2 separate regions of the Mus musculus genome follow, and region 1 is linked to region 2. Evidence: chromatin loops called from intact Hi-C (ENCODE). Cell type or tissue: gastrocnemius. All regions are shown on one strand. Links, peaks and the distances in the headings refer to the core of each region. The heading gives the core; the rest is flanking DNA.

Evidence for each region. Peaks named below come from ENCODE experiments on the same cell type or tissue, not always from the same donor. Only the 100,000 strongest peaks of a DNase experiment are listed, where the experiment ranks them.
Region 1: a loop joins it to region 2, with 2.2 times the contacts of the local background. A loop is called at or near these places in 2 of 42 quality-filtered maps.

The regions. Positions count from the first base shown.
Region 1 is chr10:42,326,624-42,334,515 of GRCm38, forward strand. All of the region lies in intron 10 of Afg1l (AFG1 like ATPase), which reads right to left. Among named protein-coding and RNA genes, the nearest start is that of Foxo3, 54 kb to the left of the region's middle. In gastrocnemius, for the core only: no CTCF peak of the experiment used is centred there; a DNase peak (open chromatin) is centred at 4,361.
Region 2 is chr10:42,720,676-42,728,567 of GRCm38, forward strand. No RefSeq gene overlaps it. Among named protein-coding and RNA genes, the nearest start is that of Gm15199, 30 kb to the right of the region's middle. In gastrocnemius, for the core only: no CTCF peak of the experiment used is centred there; no DNase peak of the experiment used is centred there.

The DNA.
Region 1 (7,892 bases), core at 3,078-5,577, 390 kb before region 2:
TTGCTTTGTTTACAATAGGAATGGCCATACCTCAGTTCATAAAATACCCCAGGGATGAATGTTTGATGGGAGTTAGAGTGAACGCGGCCTTCTTAAAACAAACCAAAAGGTTACACTAGTTGATGTTACTAAACAACTTATAGCTGTCAAATGCCAAATCTGTAATTAGAAAACAGGGCACTGAAGTCTATTAGTAAAGTATTTCCCCAAGAGTCAGATGGGAGAAATCTCAGGAACATGAGACCATAAGACCCAGCAAGGGAATATTTACTATCCTAGGACATTGAGGCAACTCTTACAGATTCTCTCCAAAGGTGCTCTTGGGCATGCTGAGGAAAACACCCTCCTTTGTGAATGTCATTTCAAGGTTGAAAGGCAAATTCTTTCTAAGTCTACCAGATCTAGCCTCTATTAGTGCTAATGCAGGAACTCCTGGGAGTGGCATTCTCACAGTAAGCCTAGAAACAGAGACTTCCAAGTCTCACCCCAGGCTGCACTGGCTAGGGCCATCATGTCTCAGTTTTTACTGATGGACTGGGCAGAGTGGGGAATCACGTGTGCACGCTTGCACGTGCTCTACACGTGCGCAGCATCTCCAGCTCAGTCTCCCTAAGGGCCATGGTCTAAAGGATTTAACACGCTCCTCGGCTGTTGCACACATCGAGTTCACTCTCTAAAACGATAGGGACTAGCTGACCACACGAGCCAACTAGTTCTCTGAAAGATACGAATCTGGATAGTCGCAACTGAGCAGATACTGAATATATGTATATATATTCAGTATCTATCAAGGGAAAGAAAAACAGTCCAAGTGTGCTAGAATTATTTCACAACTCATCTATTAAAACAACCCTATAACAATTCCTTCCTTTTTTCACACAGAAAAATATTTTATCAGCTGGCTAACCATTTTTATGAATGTCTCACACAGAGGGTGATAGTATTTGACTGCACAGAAGGTGACAAATTGTATAGCCAACACTGAAATGTTTCCATTTGTCCCCTGTTCATTTTGAAGTGGAATACGGTTAGCCAGACATCTATAGGACAGCGGTGAAAGAACCGGCATCACCATGTCTCTGCTCAAATGATAAGTCAGCGCCTGCAGGGTAGCATGGCCACTTACAGAGGGGAGCCTCCTGATCTTCCTCAGCAGAGGGCAGCATTTGCTGTGTCTGCGAGAAGGAAGGCCAGCACTGTAAATGTGTCTGGTTCTGGGATCTTTCCAGAAATTTGGGAGATTATTCACGGGCTGCAAGATCAGGTTCTGGCCCCACCAGCAAAGGGTTTGCACAGGTAAGTCAACGTGTGGGTAGCTGGGGTACAAGACGGAGAAAATGCTTTAATAATGAACTTATGTTAAATCTCAGGAATGTCTGAACATGGCAAAGCTGTGTAGTGCAGAGGTCTCCTTCCGTGTGTTTTGTTTGCAGCTAGATGGTTTGGGTTTTTGCTGTTGCTTGGTTTTGGTTCTCCTTTGAGGGGGGTACACTGGGGACAAACTGATTCCTCTTGGGCTCGGATGTCAGAAAAGCGCAACTAGTCCTGGAAACAAAGTGCACGTCTCTGTGAGTTATCATCCTCCCTCCCATTCTTCTGCTCTCCACGTCATCAAAGTACTGGGTAAAGGCGCCCATTCATCTGAGCAAGGCTAAGTGCCTCGCCACACTGCTGAGAATGCAAAGGCCAAACCCTTCAAAGCACGAACAACACTGTGAAGAGAATAACTCACTCCATCTTCTTGCCTAGAAGACAACCTTGACTTATCTGCCCAAATTTTATCAAAAGACAAACATTCAAGGAAACCCTGAACACCTTAGCCTACCCAGTTCTAAAACCTAAAATCTTTTCTGGTTTGAGCGATGTTCAGGGATGCAAACTCGTGGGACGCGGCTTTGACCTCAAAGCTCTAGCTTTGTGAGGGATTTTTCTAGATTAAGTTAACTGAGGTGGAAAAGCCTACCAGGACGAGAACAGTGCTACCCCATGGCTGGGGTCCTGGATTGAATAGGCAGGAAGCCCCAGAACCTGCCTATCTCTGCCTCTTTCCTGCTGGGGCCACAGGCGTATGCCACCAAGCCTGGCTTTTTGACATGAGCGCTTAGGAGCAAACTCAGCTTCCTTGCATGGCAAGCACTCTACTGAGCCACCACATCCTACCCATGCTTTCTTTTTGCTGTTGTTGTTGTTGTTGTTGTTGTTGAGACCATCTAGTGAGGCTCTGTGTAGGCCTGGTGGATTTGAAACTCACTCTGCAGACCAGAGATCACAGGATCCTTCTACATCTGCTTAAGAGCTGGGGTTGCAGGCCTATGCCACGATGCCGGCCTATCAGCAATTTTCCTGTCTTTTTAAATCTGGTATTAAGTATGTTTTCTAAAGGATTAGGTCTATAATTGTGTGTGTGTGTGTGTGTGTGCACATCTGTATGGGCACACATCTGTTGGAGTGCATGTACATGCACATATGTGGAGGTCAGAGACTGATTCTGGCTGTCTTCTTTCTACTCTGTTTATTGAAGTAGAGTCTCCTGATGGACCTGGAGCTCTGACTGAGCTAGTCTAGATAGCTAGCTTGTCTCAGGGTTTCCATGCCTCCATCGCCACAATGCACTACCCACTAGTTCTTATGCAGGTAACAGAATCAGAATCCAGACTCTTGTCTACACACATGGCAAGAAACTTTATCATCTGAGACATTAGAAAGGGACTCTAGGCCCTAGGTTGAGAGTATTTTAAGGTTTATTTTTAAATGCATTTTAAGTGCATTAAGGTTTATTTTATATGCATGTTCAGGAGTGGGGTTTGTAGGGCATGCATGTAAGTGCAGTTGTCCTTGTAAGCCAAAAAGGGTGTCAAATCCCCTGAAGTGGGAGAGGGGTGCTTATTAGCTGCCAGGTGTGGGTGCTTGGAATTGAACTCCAGTCCTGAGTGACAGCATCGTGGCTAAGTGCCACGCCATCTCTCTAGTGCCAGGTCTAGAATTATTGTTTAAAATTTCCATTTGTTTCTTTTTTTATATTTTCAATTTCTCACCTAAGATTTCTTATTTCTTCACTCATTGCTACTAGTATATTTTCCTTTACATTTGAGCACACATATAATGCCCACCTTTTTGAGACAACTCTAGTTAGCCTAACACCTGCTGTGTAGACCAGGCTGGTCTTGAACTCACAAAAATCTGTTTGCCTCAAGCTACTTTGCAAACATTGTCTAGAGCTGGTGAGATGGCTTAAAGGGTAAAGACACCTACCACCAAGCCCAACAGCTGGGTTCAATTTCTGGGAACCCGTGTGGTAAAAACAGAAGGCTCACTCCATTGCCCTCTGGTCTCCACACACAGCATGCCATGCAGCCACCGCCTCCCCACTAATAAATAAGTGTAATTTTCAAAATATCATCTGTAATTCTGACATTTGTATCATCTCAGGGTAAGTCTCTGCTGGTTACCGTCTGTCTCAGTCAGGGTTTCTATTGACCAAGGCAACTCTTATAAAGGACAACATTTAGTTAGGGCTGGCTTACAGGTTCAGAGGTTTAGTCCTTTATCATGGCAGTAAGCATGGCAACATCCAGGCAGGCACAGTGCTGGAGGAGCAGAGAGTTCTATATCTTGTTCCTTATACAAACAGGAAAAGATTGTCTCATGGGCAGCTAGGAGGAGGGTCTCCAAGCCCAACCCCACAGTGATACACTTCCTCCAAAAAGGCCACACCTACTTCAACAAGGCCACACCTCCTAATAATGCCATTCCCTGGGCCAAACATATTCAAACCACCACACGGTCTCTTTCAAAAATGGGTCACTTTCTGGCACCTGCCTACACCTAGTGATTTTGGGTTGCATGGCATTTTGGGATTATTATATATACTGATTTATTTCAATGCTTCTACTTTACCAGATAATTAACTCAGGTGGTCTCAGGCTTGAAGCTCTGTCTTTTTTTTTTTTTTTTTTTCTTTTTAACTAAAAGAGCTGATGATTTTATTTTCACATTTCACAATATAAGTGAAAGCCACACTTTTTTGTATTACTTCTCCAAAAATATTCTGTTAGGAAGGGAAGTTTCCTTTTCATGTATCTAGTAAACACTCAGGCTCAGCATCAAGATCTCCTGGTGAAACCGAACAAGAAATACAAAACGGTCAAGAGCGCTTCTGCTCTTATCTGTCTGGCTGAGTCATGCCAGGCTGTGTGGGTACCATCATAGGACAGGCGGGAGGTCTCATCATGGGAAGCCAGGGCATCATGGGCATGTGGCCTCCCATGGGTGGTTGCATCCCAGGAGCAGGTCCCACAGGCATCATCCCAGGAGGAGGGGGCCCATCACTGGCATCATGAGAGGGTCTCCCATGTGGGATGCAGGCATCATGCCAGGCCAAGGAGGACTCAGGAGACTGGGGAGCAGTGGAATCATGGCCCCTGCAGGTGGAGGAGCAGAGAACGGAGCGGAGGGATCTTCCCTTGTTGAAATGCAGCCGTTGTCTTGTCAATTAGGCTCTGGGCCTGATCTTCCATCCCTTTCTGGTGATAGTCTGTCACATTCTCTTTGGGTTTCCAACCACTGCAGTGTGTCTTCCTCACAGATGGAGAGTCGTGGGTAAGATAAGTTTCACAGTAGTCACAATAAAACTTGGGCATGTTGCTCCACAACATGGCTAGCCGGGCTTGAAGTTCTGTCTTCTGTGGGACAGCACTGAAACCTCTGTCCAAACGCTTGCCTTTCCTTTGCTATGTATGCAGTCCACAGGCTAGGCTGAGATTTAAGCATTGTCTGTAAAAAGATTTTCCAGGCTATTTCTTTGTGACTTTTTTTTTTTTTTTCTAGATTTTTGGCTGCTGTGATACCCGCTTGCTCCACTGTGGCTCCTCAGACCACAGCCTGGCTGGATTCTACTGAATTTTAGGTAACTATAAGAGACTGTGATAAACTCAGCCTATCAATGCTGCACCCCAGTTTCTCCATGCGTTTGACTGGACATGCCATTAGGTCAGTAGTTCTTAAGATTTTTGTCCAGGATTTACAATGTGGTTAGCAAGCAGGCTGGTTAAATAGAAGCTATCCCAGCAGTATGGAAGGGCTACAGCCTCCTGGCTCTAGCATCCTCTGAATCAACTCCGTCATTTCCAGCTCTGTCCCCTTAGCAATGTGAGACCTAGGAGGCAGAAGTCACAGAAGTCTTCTAGGCTGAGCACCTCCCCTCGATCCCGCCCACCTTTCACTTTCATACTCAACTCGGCATCTCTCAAGGCTGAGCTCCTCCATCATCCTCAGCTTCTGCTCCCGCATATCCTGTGGTGCTACGCTTAGTCTGCTCTTCTCAGTGTGCCGACATACACACTCATCAACTTCTCTCTTCTGGAACTAAGACTGTAAGAATGGAGACTGACTCTTCTACTCAGGGGCCTACCCCCTCGATGGGCCTGGAACTGAGCCAGCCTTCCTTACATCAGATACTTGCTGATGGTTATGGAAAGGGTCAGACACTCTAAGAAAGGCAGGTTTCTGCCCATTAGCTTGCATAGACAGCATAAACGATATTGACTGTGGTGAATGCTGCAGCCCCATCTTCCTGGAAGAGAGGCCACCAGAGGAGGTGGCCCTTTTGCTCGGCCTCATGGAAATGCTGGTGAGAGCTGCTGCCCTTTTCCAACTGCACAGCTTCACACACCTTCCCAAAACGCTTGGGTTCTGTAGGGGCCAGAGGTGGTGGGTGACTCTAATTTGCGGGAGTCAGCTCTCTCCTAGCACAGGGATCCCAGGAACTGATCTCAGGTCACTAGGCTTGGCAGAAAAGAGCTTCTACCCACTGAGCCAGCTCATGGGCCCTGAAGGGAACTACTAGATTTCATCCAATACAATTTTATCCTTGAGACAAAGTGAGCTCTTCTCCCCTGAGAGCCACGAGGAATCCCTGGGGGCCTCCACTGTACAGGGACTGGACTGGCTTTTAAATCAGTCAAAAATAGCAGAACATTAAGTGTCCTGCTAGGAAAGGAAACAGATCTTTGTTAGTTAGTTTGTTTGTTTGTTGTTGCTCGAAGAGTCTACAGCAAAGCTAGAGAGATAACTCTCAGTGGCTTAGAACACTGGCTGCTCTTTCAGAGGACCTGGGTTCAATTCCTAGCACCCACACATGGCTCACAACCATCAGTAATTCCAGTTCCAAGATATCTGAAACCCTCTTCTGGACCCCAGGGGCACCAGGCATGTATGCAGGCAAAACATTCATACACATAAGAGAAATGTAAAAACATTTAAGTCCACAGTCATAAACAATAGACACAAAGGTACCATTCTTGATCAGGCTTGAAAACAGACAAAGAGTCTTGCCTAAGGGTTCGCCCTCCAACGGAAATGTCCCCGTAGAGAGAACTATGTGTCTCTTAAGCCAGTTCTCCTTTCTTCTTTCTGACTCCTTCCCAAGTCTCCTTTCATCATGGACACCATCACTATGACTCCATGCCCAAAGAGTTTTCACATTTCTAATCCAGTATCTCTTTCATGATCATCTCTCCAAAAGTCTTCCCTTCTTTATCCTTCTAAAATAGTACAACAGATACAATGTGTCAACAAGCTGCCACCTAACACTGATTTTCTTGGAAGACATAAATCAGCAACAATTAGAGAACAAACCACAACGTTACAGAAAATTATTTTCTCCTTTATGTCCACAATTTCAAAATAATGACATAAGCTCAGGTACTGGGGGATGTGTGCATTCCTATGTGTACTTTTTAAATCAGACTATGGTCTGCACCGATTGTGAGAATTTATTCCAAACCCCTTTGCATTCTAAAAGCACACACGGGTGGCATTTATACCTGACTGTGCCCTCCATTCCTCTCTGCGGGATGAAGTACATCCCTACAGTGAAGCCACAGGACAAGTGGAGGCCGTGGTTACAGAAGATGTATGCTGGCAAACAAGCAAGAGAGACGCAAAAGGTGCCTTCTGACACCACAACTGTGCCTCCTACAGAGCTAACCAGGGTTACAGCAGGAAGGACTGAGAACAAAACACAGCACTGGATTCATACTCCCATAAAAACCAGACCAATTTTCCACTAAGGTCTTTATCATCGATATCACTTGAGGCCTCTGCTTTAGGGAGGGTGGCTAGCTGCTCTCTTCAGAACCTGGCTTTGTCAAGAGTCAGCATAGGTAAGAAAAGAATTCCTTAAGAATGGTCCTGATGCTGGGAAGAGAAAGGGCCATAGCGATTCCTGGACTGACTCAGCCTGCTAATAAACGGCCCCATCCTGATGCTAATCACCACGGGGGCATCCAAAGACAACCAGCAGCAATCTTGGCCAAATGGCACAGATAAAAGCCATTCATCCTTTAGCATTTCCTGACACTGTGCCAAGACAGGACACAAACCCAGAAGCAGTTCCCAACCAGTAGTTTCAATAGGAATAAAACCAAATAAAGCATGAGGTGGAAGGAGGGTTCCAGTCAAGAATTCTCTGGAAGATCCTATTTGGTAAGACTTGTAGCTTAACAGTATATAAGCTAGTATGATTTGAGACCAATGAAGGCCAATACACGACTCTGATTCTGACAGACATCTATTCCTTGAGCACCAAGGACAAGCGAGTGAGTGTGTGGGTGGGAGAGGGAGAGGGAGAGGGAGAGGGAGAGGGAGAGGGAGAGGGAGAGGGAGAGGGAGAGGGAGAGGGAGAGGGAGAGGGAGAGGGAGAGGGAGAGGGAGAGGGAGAGGGAGAGGGAGAGGGGGAGAGAAAGAACAGGACAGTGACGGCGAGTACCCACCAACCGCATGCTTATGCATTGACGGACATATTTTCTGCCCAGACTTTCCATAAACACACCTGGCCACCTGTCATTTTAAAACCACAAATAATGAAGTGCTCTTGCAAACAGTTACCTGTG
Region 2 (7,892 bases), core at 3,280-5,779:
CTACTCCCCACCTCCAAAATAAAAGAAACAGCCTAGACAGAAAGCTGTTAAAGAAAACTCTTTAAAATTGTGAAAGGGTTCCTGAAGTGTAGCTCACAGTGGATGGCTTCTGGCAGAGGTTGGAGTATATGGGCAACACAAACTGGACTTCATGTGTTTTTTTTTTTCTTTTATCTTTTTCTTCTATTTTTTGGGGATGGCCACAAGGGAGGAGGAGTGGACCTGGGAAAACTGGGAAGTGAACGTGATCTGGGTGCAGTGTGTGAAACTCCCAAATACGCAATGAAAAGACTATGTTGCGGTGGCTGGGGGGAAGTAGCAGAAGGAGGGAAAATAATACTAACGATGTTTGGAAAAGCCATAGGAATCATTATTTTGTATTTACCTAAAATGACATATCTGTATACAGTTTAAATGCAGTCCCATTGCTTGGGGAAGACAAGCGCATGCTCACCTCCAGAGCCATGGCCCTTCTGATAAGAACTCTACCAGCAAGCGTGAGACACCCGGCTTCTGTGTTGTTAGTCAGGGGAGTCTTGAGAGACTCCCCAAAGAATTTAGGCTATTGCCTTCACCCCTGGTTGCCTCCCAGAGGCTGGGAGAAGAAGAGAACATATTGCTCCCACTTTACTAAACTGGCATGATCCCTAACTCCGTTCTAAATATTTACCTTAGACCCATACAAAGGAAAACTTCACTCCTTAAGAAACCTCTCTTTGGAATAGAAGAAGAACAGTACAGAGCCCCACAATTGGTCGGAATTCCTCCTGGAATTTCAAGGGTACACCCCAACACCTGGCCTGGAGTGTGGGTGCTGGCAATCAGTTCGGGTCCTCACGCTTGTGAGGCAAGCATTTCAGCGTTTTCTCTCCCTTTCTGTGAATGGCTTTGGTTTTTCCACTCCAATTTATGTTACTCAGTTTTGCACTGAGGAAACCAAGACTCAGGAAAGTTCAGTATCTTATCAGATACCACACTGCTAGTTGGTATTAAGGAATTAAGTCTAAGTATGGGTGGTGACATTTGTCATGCCACCAAATGCTCAAGACCCAGCACATTCGTTTTCTGCCTACAAGTGATCTTTTTTCCTTCTCTGCTTACATCAGAAACCACCATATAAACACCAGGCAGAACTGCAGGAGTGCTAATACCTCTTTATAAAAAAAAAAAGAGTGGAGTTCAAAGGCAATCTGTTTTGAAAGATCCATTAAAAGGCTTCAAGAGCTGTGAAAATACAAAGAAGATGTAGGAAAAAATACAATGTCAGTCATCAAAGAGGTGACTCCGGAGAGACACCCAATGGGATCAGGGGCTTGTTCCTTATCTTATGGATACAGAGCCTTCTGGGTAACACTGTATAGCTCCAAGTCTTCCCAGGCTCCTTTCATTTCTTGCCTTATCATAGGTATTTGAGGTTCCTAATGGGTCCTTGCAAAATCATTGATGGGAAATGGGTTGTTTTTCAAGCAGAGTAACTTTGTAATACTCTGGCGTCTTCCTGGGCACAGCCTCTTCCTCCACCATAAGAAAGCAACTTGGCCTCTCCGAGTTCCCGTAGATATGGGTGTTTGGGTCCACAAATCACATATGCATTGATCTCAGCCAGACAGGAATAGTTTATTGAGCATTTGCCCCAGGACTGATCGATCAGGGCCACAGACTAGACTTGGAAGCTAACTGTGACCATGAATGTTTCCCAGGACCAGTTTATAAAGGCAAAACCCACAATGAGCCTATATACACATGTAAGAAGTGCTGCCCAGTGGTCGGCTCCAACTCAAGCTATTTTGGCTAGCTAGATAGGATAGTTCTAATTGACCTTTATTCTGATTGGTCCTAAGTGGAGCTTATGGTTGTGGAATTTCTTAGGATTAACAAACCTCAGAACATAACAGGGTATGTGGTCAGCTTGGCCCTGCTCTGAGTCAAGCTATTTTTCTGTGTCAGTAACAAAATGGCCTGACTGGCAGGCATGGAACAAAATGGCTGCGGCTTTGCAAGGGGAACAGAGTTCAACAACGAGTTTCTCACCTTGCCCTCTAGATAGTACCACAGTGCCTGGAAAATGTGGTTTCGCTCTTGCTCAGTACATTTTATGAACATGATTTTACTTGACCCATTCTCAATGGATTTCTTCTTCATAAACTCATGGCTGTTTGGGGGCGGTTAAAGAGACGAAGCAGAGAAGCCAGAGGCAGCAGGCCAGTGGCACGTCACTCCCTCCCTTCCCGCACGGAGTGTCCACCTGTGGCAGGTAGTTGTTGTTGAGAGGAGGTCTTCAAAGAGCGTTGAGGAAATAAAGTTGGCTTTTCTTGAAATCATCTCTTTGGCAGTTCAGCCACCCAGCTTCCCACCTCTCCAGTCTGAAATGAGGACCATTAACGTCAACGTGAAGGTTTTGGTGGAGGTGGGCCGCTTCTGTCATCCTAAATGTGTTTCATAAGGCATCTGTCACCCAGTTGGAAAGAGATGGATGAGAACCCAAGAGAGATTTAAAAAAAAAAAAAAGTCAGGAAGAGGAGGCAAGTCACAGGGGGGACAGTAGTATTTTATTTCTTTTCTATGATGGACTACAAAGATTTCAGATTCATTTATACTTTTCTTTTCCTTTTCCTTTTTCTTTCTTTCTTTCTTTCTTTCTTTCTTTTTTTTTTTTTTACAGGTTCTTGCCGTGTAGCCCAGGATGCAGCAATCTTCCTGTTTCTGCCTCTCAAATGCTGGGATTTCATGAGTGGCCACTGCTCCCACTTTATTTGTGGTCCTCCCCAGAGCTGGTTGTGGCCTGAGGCGTGAGCCTCTCTGAGGAGAGTTCACTCCCAAGAGATACAGAAGCCAGACAGAAAAGATCTGCCTGACGTGGCCCAGTGACGCCAACGGCAGTTGACCTGCCGGTAGGACTCCTATTTCAGAGTGCTTATTGCCCAGCAAGCTCTCTGCTAGGTGCTTGGAAACAGATTGACTAACATAATGCAGGGATTTTGTAATCTGTCATAAAACCATAAACCACTGATCCACAGACTTTGACCCTCCACAGGTATAATAAGCTCTTTCATTTGGCCGCGCATGTTCTGCCGCTGAGGAGGGAGGAAGGGGGCCGTCTTCTAATTATATAACCTAAGCATATGTTTTGCCAGAGCACAAAGCATTATATTCATTAGCAACAATCTTTTAAGCCGGGTTCTTTTTACTCGTCTGTTAACTAATTGACAGGAAAGAATTTGTATTAATAACATAGCACAGGCAAGCATGGCTAAGTATGACAGGTTTCTTAAAATTGTAGGCAGGCTGTACAAGCCAACATGACTGTCAGCCCTTATGTTGAAATCCTGCTTATCAAAGCTCTCAGTGTGCCTGTTAAACAATAGTGCTCTGGCAGAAAATTGTTCCCCCAGGTCCAAGGCCAGGAGTCAGCGTGGCTTAGCTTGGAGGACTTCAGCTGATCTCCTGAGTGAGGATGTGATTTCTACTTGTGTTTTCTTGAAACCTTGGTGTGGCAGACCCACCAATTGCATTAACTTCCATTTAGTTAGCTTCACTGTTTCTTCCCTGTTGGAGTCCATGTTTGGACACATGGACTCCGTACTGGCTGGTTTTGTGTCAACTTGACACAAGCTAGTGTCATCAGAGAGGAAGGAGTCTCGGTTGAGGAAATGCCTTCGTGAGATGAAGCTGTAAGGCATTTTTTCAATTAGTCATCGATTCAGGAGGGCTCAGCCCATTGTGGGTGGAGCCACCCCTGTGCTGGTGGTCCTGGGTTTTATAACAAAGCAGGCTGAGCAAGCCATGGGGAGCAAGCCAGTAAGCAGCACCCTCCATGGCCTCTGCATCATCTCCTGCTCCCAGGTTCCTGCCCTGTGTGAGTTCCTGTCCTGACTTCCTTTGGTGATGAACAGCAAGCAATGTGGACGTGTAAGCTGGATAACCCCCTCCCCGCCACGCTTCCTGTCCCCCCTTAAAAAAATCTTGGTATGGTTCATTTGCTCTGGACCAAAGTATTAAGTTGGTGGACGGATGGTATTGCTCTCTCTCTCTCCCTCATATTTAATTTTTATTTTATTTCATGGGGTATAAGAAGAATTGTTTCTGCCTAGTGTGGTGACACATACCTATAATCCCAGCACTTGGGAAGTAAGTGGAAGCAGGAAGATCGGGAGTTCAAGGCCACATAACATAACATCTGGTTACATGTTATGTAACATCTGGTTACATAACAAGTTCAAAGCCAGACTGCTGTTCAAAAGGTTTTGCCTCAAGAATAAATAAATAAATAAATGAATAGATAAATAGATAGATAAATAAATCTTAACCTATTTTTCAAATTATTAGCAACTCCACCAGCTCTTGGGTAAGGAAATGGTTTGACAACTAGGAGCATGCATTGCCTTTGCTGGGTTTGGCTCCCAGCACCTATACTGGAAATCTTGACCCACAAATGCCTGTAACTCTAGTTCCAGGATTATACATTCTTCTTTGCATGTAATTTAAATACACCCACTCAGGTCCACACATGTACACATAAAATAAATAATAAAATAAAAGGCTTTAAATGTATAAAGTGGTTGGGAGCAATGGTTCAGTAAGAGCATCCACCACCCCTGGAGGACCTGAGTTTGGGTCCCAGCATCTATTCTGGGAGCCTCATAGCTACTTGTAACTCCAGCTTGAAGTCTTTAATTCCTCTGGCCTCCAAAGACAGCTACATCCACATGCACATACCCACACACAGATGCACACGTAATTAAAATGTAATAAACATGTACTGTTTTTAAATATATGAAGTGACTGAAGAGGAAGCAAAATTAAAAATCTATCATGGCAGGAGTAGTAAGCAGTGCAAGTCTTAAATACCAGCATTCCTGAGGCAGAGACAGGCTGACCTCAAAAGAGTTCAGGGGCAGCCAAGGCTTCACTGTCTCAAAAACCAAAACTAGAGAAACAAAAAAACAAGCAAGCAACTGAAAGCCATCATGCCACATTCTTTATTACAAACTCTAATCTCAGTTGATCAGGTAATACTCTTGCTTTGATCATAAGTGTTGCTGGAATCTAGCTCCTTTTTGGGTTACCTGGAGAGGTAGTTTGAATATATTTGACCCATGGAAAGTGGCCTTGTTGGAATCGATATGGCCTTGTTGGAGGAAGTGTGTCACTGTGAAGGTGGGCTTTGAGGACTCTTATGCTCAAGCTGCACACAGTGTAGAAAGGGACCCTGGTCCTGGCTTTTGTTAGATCCAGATGCAGAACTCTCAACTCCTTCTTCAGCATAATGTCTGCCTGCATGCTGCCATGCTTCCTACCATGATGATAATGGACTAAACCTCTGAAACTGTAAGCCAGCCCCAATTTAATGTTTGGCTTCTTAAGAATTGCCCTGGTCATGGTGTCTCTTCACAGCAATGAAACCCTAACTAAGACACCTGGTGTCTGTCTGCTATCTTTAATCTCATGTTCCTTCCCAGAGACCATACCAAATGCAAGATGATTATAAATATCCCATGACTAAAATCTTTCCATAGTTATCCATTTGTTTATCTGTCTATCCTTCCTTCTCTTAGTGTTTTGTGTACTATGTGGGGGTGGGAGCTGGTACTTGAACGGTTTCACCTTCTCATGCCTGTCCAGTTGGGAAGCTAGCGGGGCAAACAAGCCATGCATAGGTAAATAAGTAAACTGGAGAGTTGCCCCCTTCCTATCCTGTGTCCAAGGGTGCTGCATCCTTGGATTCAAACAGTGTGGAGTGAGAAAAACAATTTAATAAAATTCCAGAAAGTTAGTAGGCTATAGTGAGGCATGCCTGTAATAGCACTTGGAAAGCTCCGGCATGAGTCATGCATTTGAAGCTAGCCTGGGCTGCATAGCAAGGCTGAGCCCAGCCAGCCTTGGCTACATAGTATTTTACAAGAGTGAAACACTTGCGAAACAAACAAAATCCAAAACCACAAGCAACCTCACAAACCCAAAACTGGAAAAGCATTTTCCAGAAAGTTCCAAAAGCAACACACCAAGTGCTGTTCTGCAAATGTGAGAACAGAGTAGTACTCTACACATCCTGCTGCAACCCCCGGCCGTCTCCCAGAAGCCCAGCCTCTCTCAGCATGTGTGGTTTGAGCTGTTCTCTGTGCCTCTTCATCTGCAACTACACAGGATGTCCAGGATGGTTATGTCTGCATCATACGTGTACAGAATTTTTAAGGGATTATCATTTTGGCTGGGCATGGTGGTGCATGCCTTTAATCCCAGAACTCGAGAGACAGAGGTAGGCAGACCTCTGAGTTTGAGGCCAGCTAGTCTACAGAGCTAGTTCCAGGACAGTCAGAGCCACACAGAGAAACTGTGTCTCAAAACATATACATTTATATGTTAATAAGTAAAATACTAATGTATATAACATACATTATTATAATATTTGGGCCATAGAACTTACAGGATGAGAAGGATGGGATGGCCCAAATAATATATATAATGTAATATATATTATAATATATTATATATATTATATATATTACATTGTATATTACATTATATATTATACAATATAGTTATTATATATATAAATATTTTATATAACACACAAGCATTATATAAAATATAAAAATATGTTATATAAATATATAACATGTTTTACATATAAATACAATATTTATATAGTATTACTTCCTGTTTTTCTGGCATGAGTGAGTGTAGATGTGTACATACCCACAGTGCCAGTGTGGCAGTCAGGTGACAACTTTGACCTTGGTATATGCCTTTCACTAAGTTTGAGACAGAAGCTATTTGTTGCTTGCTGCTGTATTTGCAGGCTAGCGGACCCGTTAGTTTTGGGGGATACTCCTATCTCTGTAATCTCTGCACAAGGAGCAGTGGGATTACACATGTACCACGCACGGCACCTGGATATATATGGGTCCTGGGGATTCAAACTCTGATCCTCACACTTGCATGGCAAGAGCTTTACCCACTGAGTCATCTGTGCAGCCCAAGATACACATACATACATACATACATACATACATACATACATACACACATACATACATACATTCATACTCCTAGAAACTTGACTATACCATGATGCTTCTATGGGTTTGGCTGTAACACCTCTCCCCTCTAGGCTGGTGATAATCTTTCACCCCCTGTCTTGCCTCCTCTTTTCTGTCTCCTCTTCTCCATCTCCATCTCATCCCATAAGTTCTGTGGCCTGAGTAAGTCTTGATCCATCTGCATGTTTCCATCTCTCTTTTTGAAAAATTGTATTATACTGGGTTACTAAGACAACTTTTACGCGAGTATATCATGTACTCTGAATATATTTCCCCTACTCCCCCTCTTCTCTCTCCTTTTTCATCCCCCTACTAGTATTCCTTGTTCCCCTACCCTCTACATTTTTTTTTTTTGAGATAGGGTCTTTCAGCACATCCTGGCTGGCTGGGAGCTCTCTAAACAAAGCAAGGTGGTCTTGAACTTACAGAAATGCTACAGGTATGTGCCATCTTGCTTGGCTTCTATCTTTACTCCCCAGTCCTTTCTCCCTTAGACTGTCACAAAGTGACCCAGATTTCCAACCTGAGCTCTATCACCACCTCTAATCCATTTCTTTCCAATGTACAAGATTATTCTAAACTGAATTGTCCCTTCTTCTATTTTTTTTAAAAGAATTAATCCTTTGAGAATTTCATTCATGTATACTGATCATATTCCCTCCCCTTCCCAAATCCACCTCCCCACTCTCATATCTACCCAGCTTATGTTCTCATTTCCTTCTCAAGTCCACGGAGTCTCATTCCTGCTGCACATACACCATCTACTGGAGCGTGGTACCTACCTGCCAGGGACCTACTACACCCTCTCAAAAACTCGTTTCCTGGCAGCCATCAGTTAGCTCCTCAGCCAGG